2 separate regions of the Mus musculus genome follow, and region 2 is linked to region 1. Evidence: chromatin loops called from intact Hi-C (ENCODE). Cell type or tissue: heart. All regions are shown on one strand. Links, peaks and the distances in the headings refer to the core of each region. The heading gives the core; the rest is flanking DNA. Region 1 holds the start of Drd1 (dopamine receptor D1). Region 2 holds the start of Gm34439 (a long non-coding RNA gene).

Region 1 (10,829 bases), core at 1,988-9,987:
GTTAAAAAATGAAATATCAGTCTTACCACAAGTTTGCTTTTATACTTCTCAGAATTAGCGTTCTTTAGATGGCCTAAGTCGATCCAGAATCAGAGAAACCCAGAGCACAATCTTGTTCAAGGTTATAATTATTCAAAATCACTTCTAAATGCACTATTGAAGGGACACTCCTATGTCAGGTTTCATTGACTCCACAGTGACAGCCTTGCCTGAGCACTGTAGCCTGTGGCTGTCTGAGCTTCTGAGTTGAACCTAACGTTGAGCCTCCAGGAGCAAGGCATCCAGAAGTCATGAGATTTGAAAAAAAGGCACAGGGTTTTTCCTAGAGCTCACTCCAGATGTGTTCGCTGAATGCCAGGGCCTGGGAGATGCAAGTGGGACTCTAAAGAGATGCCGTCTGCTGTGCAATGCTCCAGACTATAAACTTAACCCTTAATTTCTACATCACCAGCAGCTGAGCCCTTTCCCTTCCTTGAGTTAGCTGGCAAGTAGCACTGGCAGAATCAGAGAGTGGTCCTGCTAATCGTTACGGTGATCCCAGTGTCACAAGCCATGTTTTCTTTAGAATAGATCATTTCTAAGTTGTTTTGAAATAAGCGTCACTAGCATGCATGGTGGTTACCCTCAACTACAAAACTACAGCCACTCAGAGCAAGACAGTCCTTTCTAAAATTTTTATTCCATTTACAAATAATCTCTTAAAAAGAAAGAGCTAAAAATGAGAACATCTTCAAATCTGAAAAACAGAGAGAGAAGCAGAGTAATTTTTCAAGTGAACAAAGGTTTCTTCTTAGAGCACATTTAAAATATAAGAAACATGTGTGGCAGTGTTTTCCACATAAACATTCAAAAGCAACCAAGGGCACATAGGAGAGAAATCCCTGTCTTAAAAGAGGAGTGAATATCCAAAGATGCTCTCCCCATTTTCTTAGCTGTCTACCTGAAGCAGTCTAGCTTTTAAAATGGGTTTAACAAATGCAACAGAGCTCCATTTGGGGTTGATTTGAATTCACAAAATAATTTTATTTTATGTAAGAAAGCATACAAGCGGTAGAGCTGAGAAAACATTCAAAGTACGTAACACAGACCCCTGCAGGAGATACTGTTAGCAAGCCAGTCAGCCCTTCCTTCAGTTCTATCCACATGTTGCAGCTGCTTCCAAAGAACACCTTGTAAACATTTCAAACAACAAAAGAAACACTGTTGCAATACCCCCACCCGAGGGGACTTGATGGTACTTTTTGCAGTCCAGGCTATGACTTGGAAACTAGATTCAAAACCACAGGGAGGAAAAAAAGTAGCATTTGTGACTAGTGATGCTGATGGCTTTGTGATGCTCAACACACACCGGGAAGGGGTTCTTCTATTCCCCCCACCAACAACAGAAGTGTATACTTCCACGATGAGGCACAGCTCATTAGCTAGTTTACCACTAACATTAAAGAGCTTTTTTTTTTTTTTTTAAGAGAGGATACTAAATTCGGATTAAAGCACTACAAAAGTAGCCCCTTGAGCAGCCGGCTTGGTTAGACCTGGGCAGATGAAGAACCAGCGATGAGCCCAACTATCGGAGGGGCTGCTGTGACCTGTGACTTTACAGCTCATTCACCTCGATGCACATCTTAATCCTGGACAGTCATTTGTTTGTTTCAGAAAGCCATTTCAAGCATGAAATGAGAAATGACAGGGAGGGCCAATTATTTTACATAAATACAAAGTGGCATATGCTCTTCCTCGACATTCAGACAGAAATCTAAAGTTGGATTTCTTCTTGAGCTGGCTTTTACAGAGATATTTACAGAAGTGCAAATTTGCCTCGGGGAAAGCCTCTGCCATTTAAAACATTCAGAACACAATAGTAGCTTCTTTTTTAAAAAACATATCTTTCCAAAATATTTTTAGGGGCAGAGCATTGGTAGTGTTAGTCACTTCTTACCTTGTGTTTATTTGTGTCTGTGTTGAGTTAAGGAACCACCACATCAGCCTTTGCTGCCTTCCCAGAAGTCATTCCCAGCTCAGAATCTCAGAGTCTATGTGTACTGTTTCATTGGCTCATGAAGTGCTAGTACAATGGACAGTTCAGTCTCTGATTTAACATTGGTTCGGTCTATTAAATAAGCTAAATATAGGTTCACTATGATAAATTTAAAATATCCATATAATACAATAAATAAATAAATAAATAAATAAATAAATAAATAAAACCATTATCAACAATGCATCTGTCAATTCTGAGAAAGAAAAAAAAAAAAGAAATCCCACTCTTGCTGTAAGGCTCAATTATTGTCAGAGAAGTTAATTAACAAAGGCATGCACCTACCTTTACAATCTGAAAACTGCTTGGACAGTTTTAGCACCTGTTTGGATACAGCAAACAACTCTCACACTTCCTTCCTGGAAAGTTTGATTTTTAAGTGAAGCTGTTTACAGTTGACTTTTGGCCCTATTATTTTTTTAAATATATATATATAGAGTGTCCTAAGATAATGCTTCAAAAAGGATTTCAGAGCCTAAGTCATTTCCCTTGTGGCTAGAGAATACACTGGAGTCAGTGAGTTGGAGAAGTTCTGTAACTGTCCAAAAGCAGCAGAGGGGTCTCGTGTTAATTTCTTAACAGCAAGCCCTAGGGAACTCATAGCTTCAGAGATGAGAACCCAATATTCAGGTTGAATGCTGTCCGCTGTGGGTAACGGGTTGGATCTTTTCTAGAGAGACATCGGTGTCATAGTCCAATATGACCGATAAGGCCGGGGACAGCTTCTCCAGTGGCTTAGGTATGCCACCGGCCTCCTCCCTCTTCAGGTCCTCAGAGGAGCCCACAGCATGAGGGATCAGGTAAACCAGATTACAGTCCTTGGAGATGGAGCCTCGGGGCTCATGGTGGCTGGAAAACATCACAGCCCCGTTGTTGTTGATGCTTACAGTCTCTATGGCATTATTCGTTGTAGGGCAGAGTCTATAGCATCCTAAGAGGGTCGAGAATGCCTTCTGAAAATCGGCATTAAAAGCATAAATAATGGGGTTCAGGGAGGAATTCGCCCAGCCAAACCACACAAATACATCGAAGGTGATGGAATCAATGCAGAATGGCTGGGTCTCCTCAGAGCCACAGAAGGGCACCATACAGTTCGAAATGAAGAAAGGGAGCCAGCAGCACACGAATACCCCCATGATCACAGACAGTGTCTTCAGGACTTTAGTCTCCCTCTTAAAGGACATCTTAAAGGAACTTTCTGATTGAGAGCATTCGACAGGGTTTCCATTACCTGTGGTGGTCTGGCAGTTCTTGGCATGGACTGCTGCCCTCTCCAAAGCTGAGATGCGCCGGATTTGCTTCTGGGCAATCCTGTAGATACTGGTGTAAGTGACGATCATAATGGCTACGGGGATGTAAAAGCTTATGAGGGAGGATGAAATGGCGTATGTCCTGCTCAACCTCGTGTCACAGTTGTCATCCTCGGCATCTTCCAGGGAAGTAAAATTGCCATCCAAGGGCCATGTAGGTTTTGCCTTGTGCCAGCTTAGCTGCACTGGAATGAAGGATATGAGAACAGACAAAGTCCATGCTACGCTAATCAGGATGAAGGCTGCCTTCGGAGTCATCTTCCTCTCATACTGGAAAGGGCTGGAGATAGCCCAATACCTGTCCACGCTGATCACACAGAGGTTAAGGATGGATGCCGTGGAGCACATGATGTCAAAGGCTACCCAAATGTTACAAAAGGACCCAAAGGGCCAAAAGCCAGCAATCTCAGCCACAGCTTTCCAGGGCATGACCAAGACAGCCACCAAGAGATCTGACACAGCTAAAGAGATGACAAAGAAGTTGGTCACCTTGGACCGCAGGTGTCGAAACCTGATGACAGCGGCACAGACAAGGGTATTCCCTAAGAGAGTGGACAGGATAAGCAGGGACAGAAAACAGGCTGTGAGGATGCGAAAGGAGAAGTCCCTCTCCACTGGCAGGCCAGTCTCATCCATGGTAGAAGTGTTAGGAGCCATCTTCCAGAAGGAAAGCACTTCCGGTGGCTTAGCCCTCACGTTCTTGGCCAGGCTTAGCCAGACTTCCCCCAATCACTCACCACCCAGCCCCTTCTCCAGCCCCAGTTGCTGTCTGGACAAAAGCACAATGGTGTTCCATCAGGAGCATCTCCATAGCAATCCAAGCCATACCAGGAAGAAGAGCCGCTTGCTTTCCACCTGTCTTCTGGGTTCAGTGCTCCAGGTCGCTGTTCCCTGGCATCCGCTGGTCCCTAGATTCCCCAAGGAATGCATAGGCTTTTAAGCATACTCTAAGAGTCTGGGGCCTCTTCCTGGTCAATCTCAGTCACTTTTCGGGGATGCTGCCTCTTCTTCTGAGACACAGCCTAAAATACATGCATTTCTCCTTCAAGCCCCTGGTGCCACATCTCTCCAAATGCCCTAAAAAGCAAAGGGAAACACAAAGTCGTTCACCAATACTCTGTGCAGACCTCCTATTTGGCTACACAAAATCTCAGCCCATCACCCCCTGGACAAGTCCATCAAGACCACCTACCTTGCTTTAGAGTCACTTCTCCCAAAACCCCTGGACTCAACGAGTCCCTCCAGCAGAGCAAGTGTTCCCCCTCCTCATGCAGAAAAATCTCTGGGATGGATTTGGGAAAGGAATCCCAGGCCAGGTGCCAGGGAAGCGGCGCCCCTCCTGCTACCTTGCCCACCTACAGATTGCTGCCCCCGCCCCCAGGAGGGTTCTCGGAGCTTCCTTGGGAGAGGAACCTCCAGGACTGGAACAGCTTCTGTCCTGTCTGAGGAAGCCCAGCTCTGGGCACCCCTTTGGCTCCTCGTTCTTAGGGCAGGACCCTGAGCCTCCTTGGGGAGCCACCCGCTCGCTCCCTGTCAGCAGTGGCAGGAGCTCCAGGCAAGCACAACAGCTCGAGCGAGCGAGGGCACCGGCCGGCTGGGTTCCAGCGGGGCACAGCCCACCCCGCCTCCGCGTCCCCTCCCGGCCCCGGTGGTGGGCTGAGCTTGACAGGCAGAGTGGCGGGCGACAGCCACACGTGGTTCACTGAAGGCACAGCTGGAGCAGGGGTGTGGGACGCCTACCTAATCGCTGTGCCCTCTCTGGCTACCTGATCCCCCCACCCCTCCCCGGGGGACCCTGGCACAAGACAGAACCTGAGGAACAAATCCTGATGCTCAAATCAAGTAAACCAAACTCTCGTTCAGCGCCTCTCCGGGTCAACTCCAAGTTCCACCCAAAGCTCGGGGTCAGAGCTGACCCTACCCACACCCACGCCCTGCTAGTCCTGGACACTGCCCACGTCGCTGAGTTGTCACTGAGTGCCCCGCAGCAGGGGTACGGGAAGCCCCAGGACGAGAGTGCTCACCGATCTGGGAGACCACGCTCCCCGACTCCGCCAACCCTGCGCCCTCTCCTGTGCCGCTCGCTCTGCTCTCCGCGCTCCGCCCGCCAAGGCGCTTCTGCGGTCAACTCACGAGTGCAGCCCGTGACCCGCGCCCCACAAGCACCCCAAACACGGTGCCGCACTCTCAGCAGGTACCCGGCGCCCTCTGCCGGGGCCTCTGGTTTCCTACACCCCGCCTGCGCCCTAGCAGGTTCAGATCACAGGGGCCTCAGCCAGTGTGTGTAACCAAGATGCAGGGCCTCGACCATGCTTTTCCCTGTCCCCTTCTGCCAGAATCTGGACGGTGAGAGGCAGGTCTTCCGCGCTCTAGCCTCCCTCGTTTGAAATGCCCCTAAAAACTCACAAGAATAAGAAGTCCCTTTGGCTAGCATTTTATTCTCTAAGCCATGATTTTCCTTTTGTGTCCCCTGTGTGCCAAGGCTGGAGCAGCAGTGAGAACAACATGTCAACTTATTGTGCAAGTGATCAGAGACCTGGCATAAACTCAGCAGCCTCTGTGTCCCCTAAACACACACACACACACACACACACACACACACCTCATGATGTTCGACATCTTGCAAAACTCCTTCCTTATTGGCTTGCACAGCTTCATTTCATCTGTGTGGACAGTGATGCTCAGAAAGACTGTGGGCTCTACTCCACGTTAACACAGTAGCTAATGAAGATGGTGGCCTGTCTGCCTGACTGTCGCTTGCACAGCCGTGTCTAGGATGGAGCCCACTATCTAAACAATTAGCACAGGGATAAAGCAGAGACAGGAATGTGTGGCCTCAGAGACGTTTAGTGCATAGACGCAGCCCCAGAGTGCCTTCCCATCTGTGTGAAAAGAGATTAAGTATGGAACTTGGAAATCACTTTGCCTGGACTCCTGTGCTTACTGATGTAAAAATTAAATGAAATACTTATTTAAGAGTTGGGACCAGATATGGACTCAGTCAGTCCTTGGTGGCCAGAAATTCTTCAGAGACCAGTTAAAAAAAAAAAAAAAAAAAAAAAAAAAAAAGGTAGTAGTCTTGTCTCCATGAGAACCACACACCACACTGAATGCCCGAATTTTCTCTATACAACCTAAATAGCTCTCCTAATTAGCCAGCAGAAATCATATCTTGGTTTTGGATGTAGTCAAATGATTGACACCAGTCCTCCTCCACCTGTGCTCCCGGTTTGTCCTCCCACTGGCAGTCTTGCTGCCACACACCAAGTTCCACAGACTGGTGATCAGACATATACCCCAAGAACCACATGCCTTTAGAATGGTGGCTCTCAACTTTCCTAATGCTGCAATATGTGGCAACCCCCAACCAAAAAATTATTTTGTTGCACTCTATAACTGTAATTTTGCTAGTGTTATAAATCATACTATAAATATGTGATATGCAGGCTGTCTGTTATGTGACCCCCCCCCCCCCCACACACACACACATACACATAAGGGGTCAAAATTCACACATTGAGAAACTCTGCTTTAGAGCCGTGAGTCAGCACAGGGTAAAACCCTCAGGGGATTCTCATCCCTGAAGCAGTCGCTCTCTACGCAATTGGAACTTTGTTTCACCATACTTCTTCATTTTTGACCAGCGAACACAAATTAGAGGATGTTTCCAGTCCAAGATGGTTGTGTGAGTCTGGAATTGCAACTCCTCTTGCTCTTCCTACCCTGCAATTCCCTGAAATGAGGAAGATGAGGACAAAGGGCCCTCTGGACGCGCAGGAAGCTGTGGAAACTTTAGGGATCCTTTAGGGCAGGACTGAGCACGCTGGAGGAGGGAGGACTCCCTCAGGGAGGGAAAGTGCTCCTCCAGCTAGCACTTGAAGAAGAAGCAACAATGTAGTAACACTTAGGATTGTAACAAGGAAGCTGGAGGTGACCTGAGGGCAATTTGAGGAGTAAGACTTCCCCTAATGACTTGCCAAGGACTCTGGAAAATGGCCACTGCTCTTTAAAGTAGAATGACAGCCATACTAAAGCTGCCTCTGGTGGCATCGTTTTGCCTGCAATGCCAGTCCGCAGCAGAAGAATTCATATAGAATGGGAGGAAAGGCTAGTCGTGGTGCACTGGACAACCTTGGTTTCTTCCAACACTCGTAGCTACTCAGAGAGATCTCTGGTTGAAAATGCCTCTAACCAGCCCAAACCTGTTTTCTTCTTCTTCAATGTCAGTTATCGCTTTGCTCATGATATTTCTCCACCCCAGGAAAATGTCAGCCATTTTGATATACAAGCATCAGGCTGTCTACTTTCCTGAAGAAATCAACAGGCAAAGAGAAGACGCCTGTGAACAGCAGAGATGGGAGAAGGGAGAGAATTACTCCAAAAGAGTTGAATTGTTTCTCCTTCGTGGGAAATGAGTGTGTTGGATTATTTCTCTATGGTCCTGTCATTTGGAAACAGGCACCCAGGACCCTTTCCTGTCAGGCTTAGCTCACTGGCATGTGAACCCAGTCCCTAGGAGGACAGGAATGGATAGAAGGTCTCTTAAATCTCAGGATTTCAAACATGCACAGTGTGGACATCATGGGGATCTCAAAGTTTGGCTAGAAATTTGGTTTTTGTTTTGGTTTCTGTGCCCCTCCCCCTTGGGAGTCAAGGTGAAGCAAATCTTCCAATTTATTCTTTAGAAATCTCCCTACAAACAGTAAGAACATGAATATAAATGCAAGCAGATATTAGCATTTGATCATGCTGGGAATGTAGACACAAACACAAAAGCATCTTTGTCTCCCAAATCAGCAAGTCTTTGTAGGTACACTGTGATTTATGCACGGTGAGGAGGTAAAGGTTAAAAAGATGTTTTCAATAACTTTTTTATTTTAGGACTGTAAACGTCAGTGAATACAGAAGGCACTGTCAGACGAATGCACTGTCAAGTGTTCTCAAAATTTATACGTAGGCAGCTTCTGGGATTATTAAAACTGGCTTACTAACTACCTAAAATGGTTGCTTGCAGTGTTAGCGAAGAGTGTTGATAGCTTGATCTTCAGCAAGTGACTACATTGCTCATTACAGACAATAAATCCCTAATCCCATGTCCTGTTTTCATCTTCCATAGCTATCATACAACTTTAAATCAACATGTGTCCCTTTGGGTAAAAATTGGCAGCTAGAGTGGCCACCATATTTACTATGGTTCTCTCCTTCTTCTTCCTCTTTTATAGGCTTAGGTGAGGTTTGGTTTGAGTTTTGTCTTTTGTGGTGGTGAGTTAAACCTGCAACCTCTCAGACACTGAGCAAGCCCTTCACCCCTTAGCCAGATTCCACTGTGTCTCCTCTACTACTTATCTTTTTATTTCTTCCTAACCTTTTGTTATGTTCACAAAAGCTTCCAGGTTTGCATCGCAGAGATAAGATCTGTCCTCGGCCTGCCCCCAAGTGATAGATAGCCATATATACAGAGGGACATCATAATGGTGTTCTTCCAGATCTCAAACATTTACACCTCAAAGTTGGACCTTTTTCTAACTCCCAGGGTCCTGTTAAGCTACCTGGAAACCATGTGACCTTTTCAGATCTTGCTCTGAAGGTTTATTGAGTAGAACTGGATAATTTTTGACCCGAGGCTATTTTAATATAACTGAAATGAGCTCCTGTGTCCCTCTGCCCCATGCGCAGTGAGTGATGGGGTTTTTGAGTCTGGCTGGTGAGAACAGGTCCTGTCCACAGCCTTTGCTCCATCCAATCCTCCACATTTGCATATCCTCATCCTAGTGCAGAGGTTAGTTCTCTGATGAGCTCAGAGAAGATTCTCTGAAGCTATCAATATTCTTTCACATTCTCTCCCTCTCCCTCTCCCTTCCCCTCTCCCCCTCCCCTTCACCCTCTCTCTCCCTCTCCCCTTCTCCCCTCTCTCTTACTTTCTCTCCCTCCCTGTTTCTTTCCCCATGCCTCACTCTCGCAGTTTCTAGCTATTTTGCTCTTAAATTTCTTCAAGTCTTCAATTTGGAGAGTCTCCCAGACTACACCATGGGTGAGAACTTCTCTTGAAACAGGAAGTGGATGCACCAGTCCAGTTTCATCTCCCTGGTTTCCCACCGTGGGGGGATCAGGAAGTAGGGACACTTGTCTACTCTTCACCCAGATTTCGATCTGGAGGGATTTAACGTCCTTTGTTGCTTGATATCAAGAAGTCAGGAAATATCTCAACTTTTACATTTTATTCTTGACTTTATTTTAAAGCTGAAATGGCAAAAGATTCTTGACAGGCAAGGGAACCTGAAATAGAGGTATATGGGATTTTGGATTTTTTTCTTTTAATAACACATCTTTTTTTTTACATTTATTTATCTATGTGTGTAGGTAGAGGTAGATTTGCTCCTTCCACAATGTGCATCTTGGAGATTAAACTCAGGCTGACTCACTGAGATGCAAGCACCTTTTTCCACTAAGCCATCTTGCTGTCCCATGAATTTTCTTTTTCTACTAGAATACTTCTACCATCCCATTATCCTGGCCTGCTATTCCATAGATTCAAGTGTGAGCCCCATCTACAGTAATGACACCCAGATTCTCCCTTCTCCCGTCGAAACCCCTTAGTTTTGAGAGATGCAGAATCAGTTTGGTCTAAGCCGGCTTTGGGGGTCAGGAGCATAGTTAATTCATTATAAGAGATGCAACCACTGCAAATGTTACCATGTAGTCTGTAAATGTTTTTGAGTGTGTTACTGGCAAGTTGCCTGTCCATGTGCCAAGACCACAGCAAACATCTCTAATCCAAGACTTTGTACTTCAGTGTTAAATGATAGCTACCTTTTGTACAGCATAGTACAGAATTGCAGTGCAGTTCATTTTTTGTTACTGTTAAAAAAGCAAAAGATGAGCTTACTAAAAACAAAAGAGAGAAAGAAAGACACACACAGAGAGAAGACCTAAGCCAGGGCAAAAGAAATGTTAATTCCCAAAAAATTATTTACTCTGTGTTCAGAGAGATTTTTTTTTGTAACAATATATGGACAGTATAGTAGCAGGAGTCTTTGCAAACATGTTGCTAAACTGGACTTTTCAGACTGGAAATGCCTGCTCTGTGGAGAAACTAAAGGTACAAGAGTTTCCTCTGGGCCAAGAAGATACATGACTAACCCCAGAGGGATGCTTCAGTCTGGAAGTAATTCCCAGGCCAAGGCCCATCCTACTATTCTTATTTTGGGAGCTGTAGAACCTTAGGAGGCTGAATTTTGCTGAAGGAAGTAGGTCATTAGGGATGGGCCTTAAGGGCTTAAAAAACTGCTTTTGCATCAGGTCTGCTCTCTGCTTCCTGGTCCCTGAGACACAAGTAAGCAGTAGCCTCAAGTTCGTACTGCCAAGCCTTCCCACCAGGATGAACTACATCCCCAGATACCATTGGCTAAAATATTCCTCTCATTCCTCAAGCTGCTTTTTCTCAGGAATTTGGTTACGTGATTTAAAAAAAAAATTAACCAGCT
Region 2 (10,829 bases), core at 1,007-9,006, 270 kb before region 1:
CCCACATAACAGACTGCACAGTTTACATGGGTAGCTTGCTAGGCCTAAGTGCTGTCATAGTTCCACGGTAAAGCCCCTAATGATGGCTTCCTGAGGATGGCTTTCCACTGCTAAGCAATGCACGGCTGTGTCATACTGTGGTGCTCTGGGGAAGAAAGAAAGGCCTGGCCTTCAGGTTTAAGGTACCCTTTGAAGCACAGTGTCTCTTGCCAAACTAAACAATGTTTGTAACAGGACCTGCACAGTAGATGGCGGTAGAGGCCTGGGTCTGGCTACACCAGACAATAATCTGGGTAGATCACCAAGGAGAACTCATTCTGGCTCCCAGGGGGTCTCCTGGTTACACTAGAAAATCTGAAAGATCTTAGCCCCGCAATCAGGAACACATTGTTTAGCATTATATGGAAACTGATATGATTTTTTTAAAATGTCTTTTGGTGTTTGCTTTCCTAATAAACCTCAAGCATTCCCAGCCATCAGAATCATGCCAAACATGGCCCCCCTGGATGCCTGAAGGCCACCATCTGAGACCCTGCACTGAGCCCCTCCCTCCACACCCCACAGGTGGCCCAGTTCTTCCCTCATTGCATGAGACTCTTCTGCCCTTGCTCACCAGTGTTGTAATAAACACTGTTCTTGACAGATAAGGGGGAAAGGGTTTATTTCAGCTTATAGCTTCTAGTCAGTTCATGATGAAAGGAAGTCAGGGCAGGGACTAAAGTAGGAACCTGTAGGCGGGAGCTGGTGCGGAGGCCATGGAGTGGTGCTGCTTACTGGCTTGCTCCCCATGACTTCTTCAGCCTGCTCTCTTACACCTTCCAAGACCATCAGCTCAGGGGAGAGCTGGGCCTTTCCATAGCAATCATTAATTAAGAAAATGCTCCCACAGGCCTGTTTACAGGACCTGCTGATGGAGGTGGTTTTCCAACTGGGGTTCCCTCTTTCTAGCTTGGGTCAAGTTGACAATTACAAAACAAAACAAAACAAAACAAAACAAAACAAAACAAAACAAAATGACAACAGTAACCAGCAACAAAGAAAACAATCCGCTCATCAGCAAGACCCTAGAATCCCCATCTGTAGCAGGAATGGTCGGGGCCACCCAGCTGCAAAAGCATCTCCTGCAGGAGGACCTAATTGAGGACTGCCTGAGAGACCAAGGATTTCTGATGCAGACAATGTCAGCCAATTGGGAACTGCCGTTTAGAAGAGATGCTTTCTTGGGACCAATGGAAGCTCAAGTGCTCAGAGCGCTTGCTGCAGCCTTTCTCATCTGTTCCTAGAGTCTGTGTCATTGATTCCATGTCACCTCGCCTGCAACCCCCAAGGGCAGGTAGTCCAGGACACAGGCAGCACCCATCTGGGACCTGTACTCAGCCCTTCAGACATCCATGGAGAGCCCTCCCGTCTTCCACACCTCATACCCAAACACAGCTATCTGGGGGCCTGACAGATGGCTTAGTGGATAAGCAGTTGTCACACAAGGGTGAGGAGTTCAGATCTCCAGAACCCACATAAAAGCTGGGCAGGCATGGTGGCTGCCTGCAGTGGTAGCACCCAGGAGGCACAGACGGGGTATTCCTCGGACCAGCTGGCTACCTAAACCAGAGATGGAAGGCTTCATGTTCAGTGAGAGACCCTGTCCCTGAATAAAGTGGAGTCTGATCAAGGAAGACACAGACACCAACTCTAAGGCTCTACACTCACGTACATACACACACACACACACACACACACACATACACACACATACACACACACACGTGAGCGCACACACACACACTCACATGCACACAGAGATGTATGAGCACATGCATGCACACACATGCACATGCATGCACATGTAGAGACACATACATGTGAACATTCACACACACACATGCATAGCACATGCACACATGGAAATGAGTCACAACATTCTAGCCTGTCCTCTTTGGCTTTGATCCGACTCCCCAACCCACCTCACGTTAATAAAGAATACTTTGTGGAGCATCGTGCTGTCCGAGGCTCATCCCTTAATGGACATGATATTCTTAAGGTGTGTGGTCAGCTTCCTAGATACACTAGTCCAGCATCTTCAACAATTCTGTTTTGAAATATCTAGAAAAAAATGTGTTAATACCGAGATTAGTTCTTGTTGTCATTCTCTAACTAAAACTCTTTAACAACCTCCAGGATTGCATTTGTGCTTGTTACCACCTGAAAATGAGCTATTCTCAGAACTCTTTTCCCAAATTGGTGTTTGGGGAGCTGTTTGGGGTGGGGAAGTGGTTACTGGTAGGAAAGGAACTTGATGGTTAAAGCCCAGACCCACTTCTGGTGGAGCTTTCTTCTTGGTCTGTAAAGATGCAAGGAAGCCATGCCCGGAGCACCCACCACAGTCAGGAGGTGGCATCCCCACACCTCCCTGTCCACAAACCCATCAGCCAAGGTCAGTCTTCCTTCGATTACCTCCTTCTTGTCAGATGTTTGGGGGCAACCATGAAAAAGTCACTAAAACAATGTGTGTTGGGGCTTTTTCGTAGGACAAGTATGGTTTCAATGAGGATACAGGAGAACATCGTACAGGTTATAGGCAAATAGGATGCCACTTTATGTAACTATTCTCAAAGTTCAGGGTCAGATGGAGTCCTGAAATCAAGCCCGGTGGATGCTGAGGGATGGCTGCTAGGTGTAGAGAGCTGGGAGGGCAGATGCTGTAACAAAGTTACATATCTAACACTGTGCTCAAGTAACACCAGATACATAGTAATTTTAAATGCCAGCAATAGATTTGTAGCCTAGGGATAAGCAAATCCCATCTCGGGCTTGTTACACAAGCCAAGGTCCTACAGCTGGAGAATGGCGAAGGCCAGACAAAAAGCCCTTGAGTGTCTTATCAAAAGCTCTCCTCCTCTTGCCTCCCCTCTGCGTCTTACTCGTCTGGAGAGCCCCCAGAGTTTGCCCCATAAACAAGTGCATAGTAGGATGTTGCAAATGCCTGATGGACAGAATGGAGAAAAGAGCAGAAGAGTGTGCAGATGCGTGAGCGTCCCCAGCAAGCACAGAGGCAGAAAGTGCACCAGGAAAGCACGTTAGGGACCCGTGGGTAAAAACAGGCAGTGCTCCCTCCCCCACTTCACAGTTGGCTAGCGTGACTCTAAATGACATCAGAGAAGCAAGGAGAGTAAGGCACGAAATGGGTAGAGAATATAAGCTAGAGACAGAGCTAAGATGAAACAGGATGTGAAGTATCTGGGTCTTTCCAATGAAGTCTACTGTTCCCAAAGAGTCAAAGAGCAGGCTGCTAGTCCAGGCCTCATTTAGCAACTTAAACAAGCTAAGAGTCCAACTCATGTGTAGATTTTTTAAACATGAGGATATAATGTTTTAAGCAGAATGTAAAGCTTTCAAGGTATGTAACACCCCACCCCCTCTCCATCCCCAGTTTTTGGTCTAATTGTAAAGAGGATTCTTTCATCTCTCCTTAGACAGGTGTTAAACAAAGCAAAGCAAAGCTATCAAAAGGATTTGAGTCTCTAGATTTGTCCTGAGGTGGGCATGGGTGCAGATCCTGACAGGTGCAGATGTTGGCAGTACTGATGCTGGGAGGTGCAGATGCTGGGAGGTGCAGATGCTGGGGGTACAGATGTTGGCAGGTGCTGGTGGTGCTGGTGGGAGCTTCAGGCAGCAGAGGTCAGTCGTGATGGCTGACAGTGACTGACAAGAAGGCACCTGGTATTTTGAAAATAACACACAGTATCTGCTCACGTTCTGCAGGTAGTTTTCCAGTATACCTAGTGAGTGCACAGAGCCTGGCCTTGGGTGTTTGGGACAGTAGACTAGGAGTGGGTACTGAGTCCTGTACTAACTCCAGGCAGGGAGCGGCTGACTGCTCCCTTTACATCACTGAGTAAGATGAGGCTAGTATCCCTTCTGATGTCATTGACTTTCCTTTTTGTATTTGAAAGGAATGCATCTCAGGGAGATGGCATTGCCCATCAGAGATCACAGAGATCAGATGTGATGAACCAGGAGCCAAACAGGGAGCCACTGACCTCATTCCCCTCCCTGGCTTCAAGTCCTCCCATCCTTCCCTACATCCTTTATGTTCTCATAGGCAAGCACCCAGCTGCCACATGTGAGAGGTTACAGAGATTTATAACTGGGAGAGGAGGCGGCTGTGTGGCCCGAGGCCCACAGAAAGCAGGCATACTGTAATTGCGTTTTAAAAATTGCTGAACATGGCCATTGAACCAACAATTTGGTCTCCAAGAATACATATATATCCAGGATGTACACTTAGACTCAGCACGTGGTGTGCACATCAGCTTTTAAAGTGAGATACCCAACCTTGGCACTGAGTTAATTAGTAACTCAGCAAACGATAATTTCCAGAATCCTGATTACTTTTCTAAAGATGTGGATTCCCGTTTAATAAGCACTTTGCAGCAGCGTGTGGCAGTGCTCCTGTAAAGTCTGCTCATGGAGGGATGCAGGAGCAGAGGGAAGGATCCTCTCAAAGCCACCTTGTCTTGCTCAGCTCCTGCTTCCTGCTTCTCCCATCCCTTGTGAAATACACACTTTGACCAGTAGGTGGGGCAGTTGTAAAGCCAAGGACTCAGCAATAGCCCGGTTCTAAGGAGCCTAAGGGCCAGTTTCTACTCTCATGGTGGAAGAGATGACAGTCTGTGTATAGTGCCTGAGGCCTGCAGAAGTCAGGAGAGTCGGATCCCCTGGAACTGAAGTTTCAGATGGTTTTGAGCTACCACGTGTGTGTCAGGAACTGAACCCGGGTTCTCTGCAAGAGTGACAAAATGCTCTCAACTGAGCCAATGCTCCAGCCCTGCAAAAGAGACTTTTTATGCTTCCAAACCACCACACCCTTATTAGAAGTAGGAGTTCATCCTTCAACCAAAATTTGGTATTATGTGATTAAAATAACACCAAAGGGCCTCTCCCCATGTATGCATGCACCTATTCACCCATATATTTGTCTTTTCTTCTACTGATCTGCCAAATATTTAAGAACATTTGCCCAGGCACTGTACAAGGTGTTAGGGATGTATCAGTGAACCATATTTTCCTCTCATGGAAACCTTGCATCCTAATGGGGGTTATTAACACTAAATAGCAACTGGGTAGATGACAATTGCAACCCAGAATACAGATTGTGGGAGAAAAGGCTACAAGTGCCTTGACAGAATATTACCCCCAGGGACCTGATTTTCCTGGTAAGGCATTGATTTGGTGAGGTGGGAGTCTATGAGGAATGAAGATAATATACAAAGGTCTTGCAGATGAATGGAGGATGGAGGAATCGACGTAGGTCTAAAAGTGACAGCAGAATTGTGGGAAAGGAAATGGGGACGGAGGCAAGGGTTGGGTAATGCTGGTCACTATTTGGAGTTTGATTTTATGTGCACCAGAAATCTGGGCATCTCCATCATCTCAACTTGTCCCCTGTGGCCACCATGTGTAGCCAGACAGTGAGAAGTTTTCTTTCCCTTTATCCTGTCATGTGACGGATCATCACAGTTGTAAGGAAGCTAATCGTCTCCCCATTTTATAAATGATGGAAGCAAAATTTAAGTGGCCCATCACTCAGCCAAAGTCACAAAACTTGCAACCACTGCTGGGATTTGAACGAAGGGTTTCACTTCAAGATTTCACCCTTGTGCTGTGAAGAATTTCTGGGATTGATCTTGACAATTTCAGGAGTGTGGAGGTCCCACCTCACTCTCAACATTGCCGCTTGTTTTATGGATGATGGCGCAAAGTGGATGGTTTCAGGTTTCCAGGTTTCTGCCCTGTCCCAGAGCTTTGCCTAAGATACCTCTGCTCTTCACCATCAGCATCCTCTGTGCCTATTGAGTGACATGATGTCCGGTCTCTCAGAAAGCCCTGGACGTCCCGTGCTTTTTATGTTCTTCTAGGTTGTGTGTTTTAGGATTTATCCTGTTTTCTAAATCAGAGCATCCCTAGTCTTTAAACAGATGTCCTGCTCCTACCCTACATCCTATAGCAAACACTGGCTTTAGTCACGTGTAGAATCCAGTTCACAATGGCAATGGAAGCTCCTGATGATGTTTGGGGAAAGCTTAGATCACACCTAAAGGTTAACATAAGACTTCAGGGATGGTTATGGGAAGAGATCTCGGTTATATTCACTGGCAAGCTTAGCAACTCTTTGCCCCCAAATGGTAAGTGATTTTTCTTGAAGTCAACAATTACTGTTTTTGATGTTGATAAAGCAGACTTGAATAAACCACAGATTTAAAAGTCCCCAAGACACACATATACGTTTGTTCGGATGGAGCTGGCAGACTGCAAGCCTATGAATTAAGAATTCAAATGTTTTGATAAAAGTGAATCAGTTTGTTGAAGACATGCCTACACTCTCACATCAATAGCAGCACTATTAGTAATAGTCAAGGTATGGCATCTATCCAAAGTGTCTTGTGAGCGACGTATGAATAGATAAAGAAAATGTGGCATCAGCACATAACTGAATATTATCCAGACATGAGAAGAACAAAATCCTGTCATTTTTTTTTGGCAACATGAATGGAACTATAAGACATTACACCAAGTGAGAAGCCACCCAGGACAGTACATGTTTCTACACATGTGCAAAAGCTAAGAAGAAAAATTGATTCCACAAAAGCAAGCAATAGAATAGACGTTATTAGAGCTGAGGAGGGCAGGGGGAAAGAACTACTAAACACGTGAGTTTTTGAACACAGAAATTGCTATTGTTTTATTGGAGGGCTCATTTCTAATGTTCTGTAGCATAAAGAGGTGACTAGAGTACTCAGTGATTCATTGTATGCTTTAGCATATGTGTAGGACTGGCTCGATGGTTGGGTGTGTCCCTAGGACAGTTCTGTTCTGTACTTTTGTCACCCTGGCCCCAGGCGCAGCTGTGGGTACAAAAAGGAGCCCTGGAAGCAGAAATGGAATCCATAACCTTTGAGGATGTGGATGTCAACTTCACAATGGAGAAAAGGGTTTTGCTGGGTGTCCTTATCAGAAGACAGGATACTTTATCTATGACAACGTGATATAGGAAATGTTCTGAAAGCTCGTCATTATATAAATAAATAAATAAAACCATTGAAAATGACTAAAAATTCCATAGAATGCTGTACATTGCGGCTCTAACAGGTCAAGAACTTGTGAGTGTGTGAGGTACATAAAGACAATGTGCACATGTGGGGAGTGTGGCAAAGCCTTCAGTCCCCATCTCCCCTGGTTCCTGGAGCATGTGAGGACTCACATACTGGAGAACAGAAACTCTATCAATGTGGAAAACCCTTCAGTGAAATGGAAACTACTGTTTGTTTGTTTGTTTGTTTGTTTGTTTGTTTCTTTCTTTCTTTCTTTCTTTCTTTCTTTCTTTCTTTCTTTGCTTTGGAAAGCCAGTTATGTCGAATGATGTTTTGCTGGGGCACACAGGTGAAAGGATGTTTTGCTAGAGCAGACATGTGAAAGGATGCATGATATTCAGAAGGGATAGAAATATGACCTCACAGACAGTGGGAGCATTGGTTTGCTTTGCTCAGCCTCACTGTTCTTCACGGATGACACACATGTATTGGTGTGCCTTACACTGCTTTGCTGAGCTTCACTTGTGATGATGCCATAGAGAGAAACTCACCAAAGAACTTCTCATGAGATTCCTGCAGCTTCTTGCTGCTTCCACAGACCCCAGCTGGTTGGCAAGCCTTGTGGTTTCTTCTGGATTGAACTGCCCTTGCAGGTTCATGTGGGGTGTCTGCCGAGAGGACTGGACCAAAGCTGCTGGTTCATAATTGGTGTTTGCTACTGGGATGAACTGTCGATATCCTGACAACAAAGAATGCACTTGCCCCAAAGAACTATTTCTAAACAGGTCTATTTCCCCCATGTCCTAATAACTTTTCTCTTCCACTACCTCTGGGGGTGGTGGGCTCATAGCTGTGGGAATCATAGATGTGTTCAAATATAAAGAAGGATCCATGCTGAAGAGAAACCCTGTGTGTTCAAGCCTTGCAGGGAAAGCATTTAAAGACACCATGTGACAACACACAGTGGAGACAAACTTTACATGTATAAGGTAAGTGTTAAAGCCTTTTGTTATTCTCACCAAGGTTCGCGCATGAAATAACTCACACTTGACAGAAGTTCTATATATAAAGCCAGAGTACCTGCCATTTGTTGGAAAACATGTTATTTTCATATATATTTTTCCATATGTATAAGCATAAATGAAATAAATTAAGTAGTACAACACATGCATAGCCCTACACAGTTATTATCTATAGGGCTGTGTGAGAGACGAGGGCATTCGGATCCATTTTCTTTGCCATTCTCAAGTATGCAATCCATTGTTGTGAACAATGGTTTCCATAGTATAGAACTTGCTGATAACCTAGATAATGTTTTCATTTATCCTCCCACAAACATCTCCCTACTCCCTCACTCACCTGAGTAGAAGAAGTGATGGAGTTAGAATCTCTTGGAGGAGATCACTGTCCCTGTAAGAGGAGGAAGAGTCAACAGGACCCAGATGCACTGAGTAAGGACCGGCCATGAGAAGACATGGGAAAAGGTGGGTCTTGGCAGGGCAGAGAGAGGCTTCAGGAGAAACGGAGCCTGCCCACGCAGTCCCCAGAACTGTGTGAAAATCAATTTCTGTTGTGTAAGCCCCAGGCAGGAACAGTCACATGATGTACAGTTTCAGCTGAAGAGAGACCACAGTCTGTGTTAGTTTCCCACGGTTATAATGGAGTGGAAAAGTACTTTGCATTGCCTAGTGCAGACTTGGCTCCTGTGCCATGGCAAGATGCATCCCTTGCCTTTTTGTGGCAAGGCAACCCCCTGTGGCCACTCCAGCAAGATGTAGCACACCGGATCACGCTTAGTGTACATGTGGCAATGGGAACAAAGGACTGTGACTCTGGTTTGTGTGCTTATTGTATTACAGCTCGATTATCATTTCAAAACTCATGCCTTTTGCTTATTAAGTCAACAGCACACTGCGTTACACACTGGGTATATATTACATTCGCTGTATCTTTTCATGGTGCAAGAGGGTACCTTGCGTGGCTGACCTACTCAATCTTGGTGCACACATGTAAACACACTCTATGTTGTTCACACAATAATGGCAGCACCCAGTAGCTCTTTTCTCGGGGCACATCTCCATCACCGAGGGATGTGCGATGAGTTCCTATGTGACCTGAGAAAGCTGACGCATGACATGTATGTAGATAGGAAGACTAGAACAAGGTGGTGGGGTCCTTGAAGAGGAAGAAGTATATGGATAAAAGGCAGAGGCTAAGAGGTGCTCAGGAAATCCCCTTGGTGGGAGAAAGAGCAAAGAGAAGAGAGGGTCAGCCAAAGGGGTCAGGCCGAAGGAGGGTCAGTCATACCCTTTCCCAAGACGAGTTGTTGGGAGGGCCATGCCCAAGGAGCCTTGCAGACTCATGTTCTTCTCCATGTCCCTCTTGGGGACAACCTTTGTGTGTGCCATTCCTCCTAGGTCTCTCATAACTTTCTAGCCCCACCCTGCCAAACGAAGAAATCCCCAGAAATACATAGTGTACAATTTGCTAAAAAAAAAAAATCAAACTTTATAAAGGTATAATCCATCTGGGAACATAATAAAAACTGGGTTGTGCTGGAACTGATCAATTGTGGGGGGACTGAGATGAACCCTTGTCATTTATGTCCCCACCCATCTGCTTGTGAATTTCGGTGCAGCTATTACCCTATTTTGGTTTTACTGTTCCAAAAAAAAATGAGTCCATGTTTCTGGAAAAAAAAAAAAGCTGTACTATTCATCTTTGCCAATTTTGAAAGATTCCCAGACTAAGACTTTGTTTAAAAATCTATATTTGGCAATAAAAACAAGGAGAGGTCTCCTGTGGCCCTAGTCTCCATGGTGACTGATGTTGTTACAGGATCTTCTGAAAGGATTCCCAGAGAGTCATGGGGACACAGGCTTCTTTTGGTGTGACCACAGATATTGGGATTGGTACGTCTTAGTGACATATATATGATCAATCTTGGATATTTCACTGACTGGGATAGCAGATAGTTTCTCATTGCCTTTATTCCTTGACTTCAGAACAAATTTCAGAACAGTTTTTTTGTTTTTTGTTTTTTGGTTTTTTTGTGTTTTTTTTTTTTGTGTTGTTGTTGTTTTTCTGTACCATTTTAGAATTTTAGAGCTGAGAAAAAAAACTAACGTTCACTTCCACTTTCTTTGGGCGGATTGATTTTTCTTTAGAGTTACTGCAACAAGGTGGTAAAAGCGCACTCCTGTAAATTGAGGCAAACATGCGTGTCACTCTTCACTCTGCCGCTGGCTTGTGTGGGGATCTGGATAAACTATGAAAGCTCTGAGTCTTGTAGCTTGTAAAATAAAATAGGAGTTGAAACCTTTAGCGTGGGAGTTGTTATGGAGGCGGGAGTGGCCCCTAAGTGGTTAAGAGCACTTGTTGCTCTCACCAAGGACCGAGGCTGGATTTGATTCTTAGCATCCAGGTGGTGGCTCACAGTCATTTGTTGTAACTCCAGTTGCATTGGGTGTAACTCCCTCTTCTGACCTCCACACCAGGCACGCACACAGTGCACAGACATACACGTAGGCAAAACATGCATACACAATAAAATAGAATAAAATATTTTTTTAGAAAAAGCAGGTGAATGGTAATAACGTGTGCAGTAGAGGACTAAGAACCCAGGGTAATTTAGAAAAATTAAACTATTACTTTTATTGTTTGTTTAAAAGAATGTACGTTTCTGGGCATCCAGCTCCTGTCAGTACACGAGTGAAAGCATCTCGCTGTAGTAAGCGGGCA

Evidence for each region. Peaks named below come from ENCODE experiments on the same cell type or tissue, not always from the same donor. Only the 100,000 strongest peaks of a DNase experiment are listed, where the experiment ranks them.
Region 2: it touches region 1 in a loop (5-fold over the local background); 36 of 42 quality-filtered maps call a loop at or near these places.

What each region holds. Positions count from the first base shown.
Region 1 is chr13:54,050,192-54,061,020 of GRCm38, forward strand. It overlaps Drd1 (dopamine receptor D1), which reads right to left and starts at 5,467. Exons shown (of 2, transcript NM_010076.3): 1 at 5,370-5,467; 2 at 992-4,422. The coding sequence starts at 4,002. The coding sequence ends at 2,662. In heart, for the core only: a CTCF peak has its summit at 5,566 (motif pointing left); a DNase peak (open chromatin) is centred at 5,560; H3K4me3 peaks cover 1,241 bases; H3K27ac peaks cover 936 bases; H3K27me3 peaks cover 3,341 bases.
Region 2 is chr13:53,779,098-53,789,926 of GRCm38, forward strand. Gm34439 (a long non-coding RNA gene) reads right to left here and starts at 8,627. Exons shown (of 4, transcript XR_382405.3): 1 at 8,448-8,627. In heart, for the core only: a CTCF peak has its summit at 4,567 (motif pointing right); a DNase peak (open chromatin) is centred at 4,584; H3K27me3 peaks cover 1,199 bases.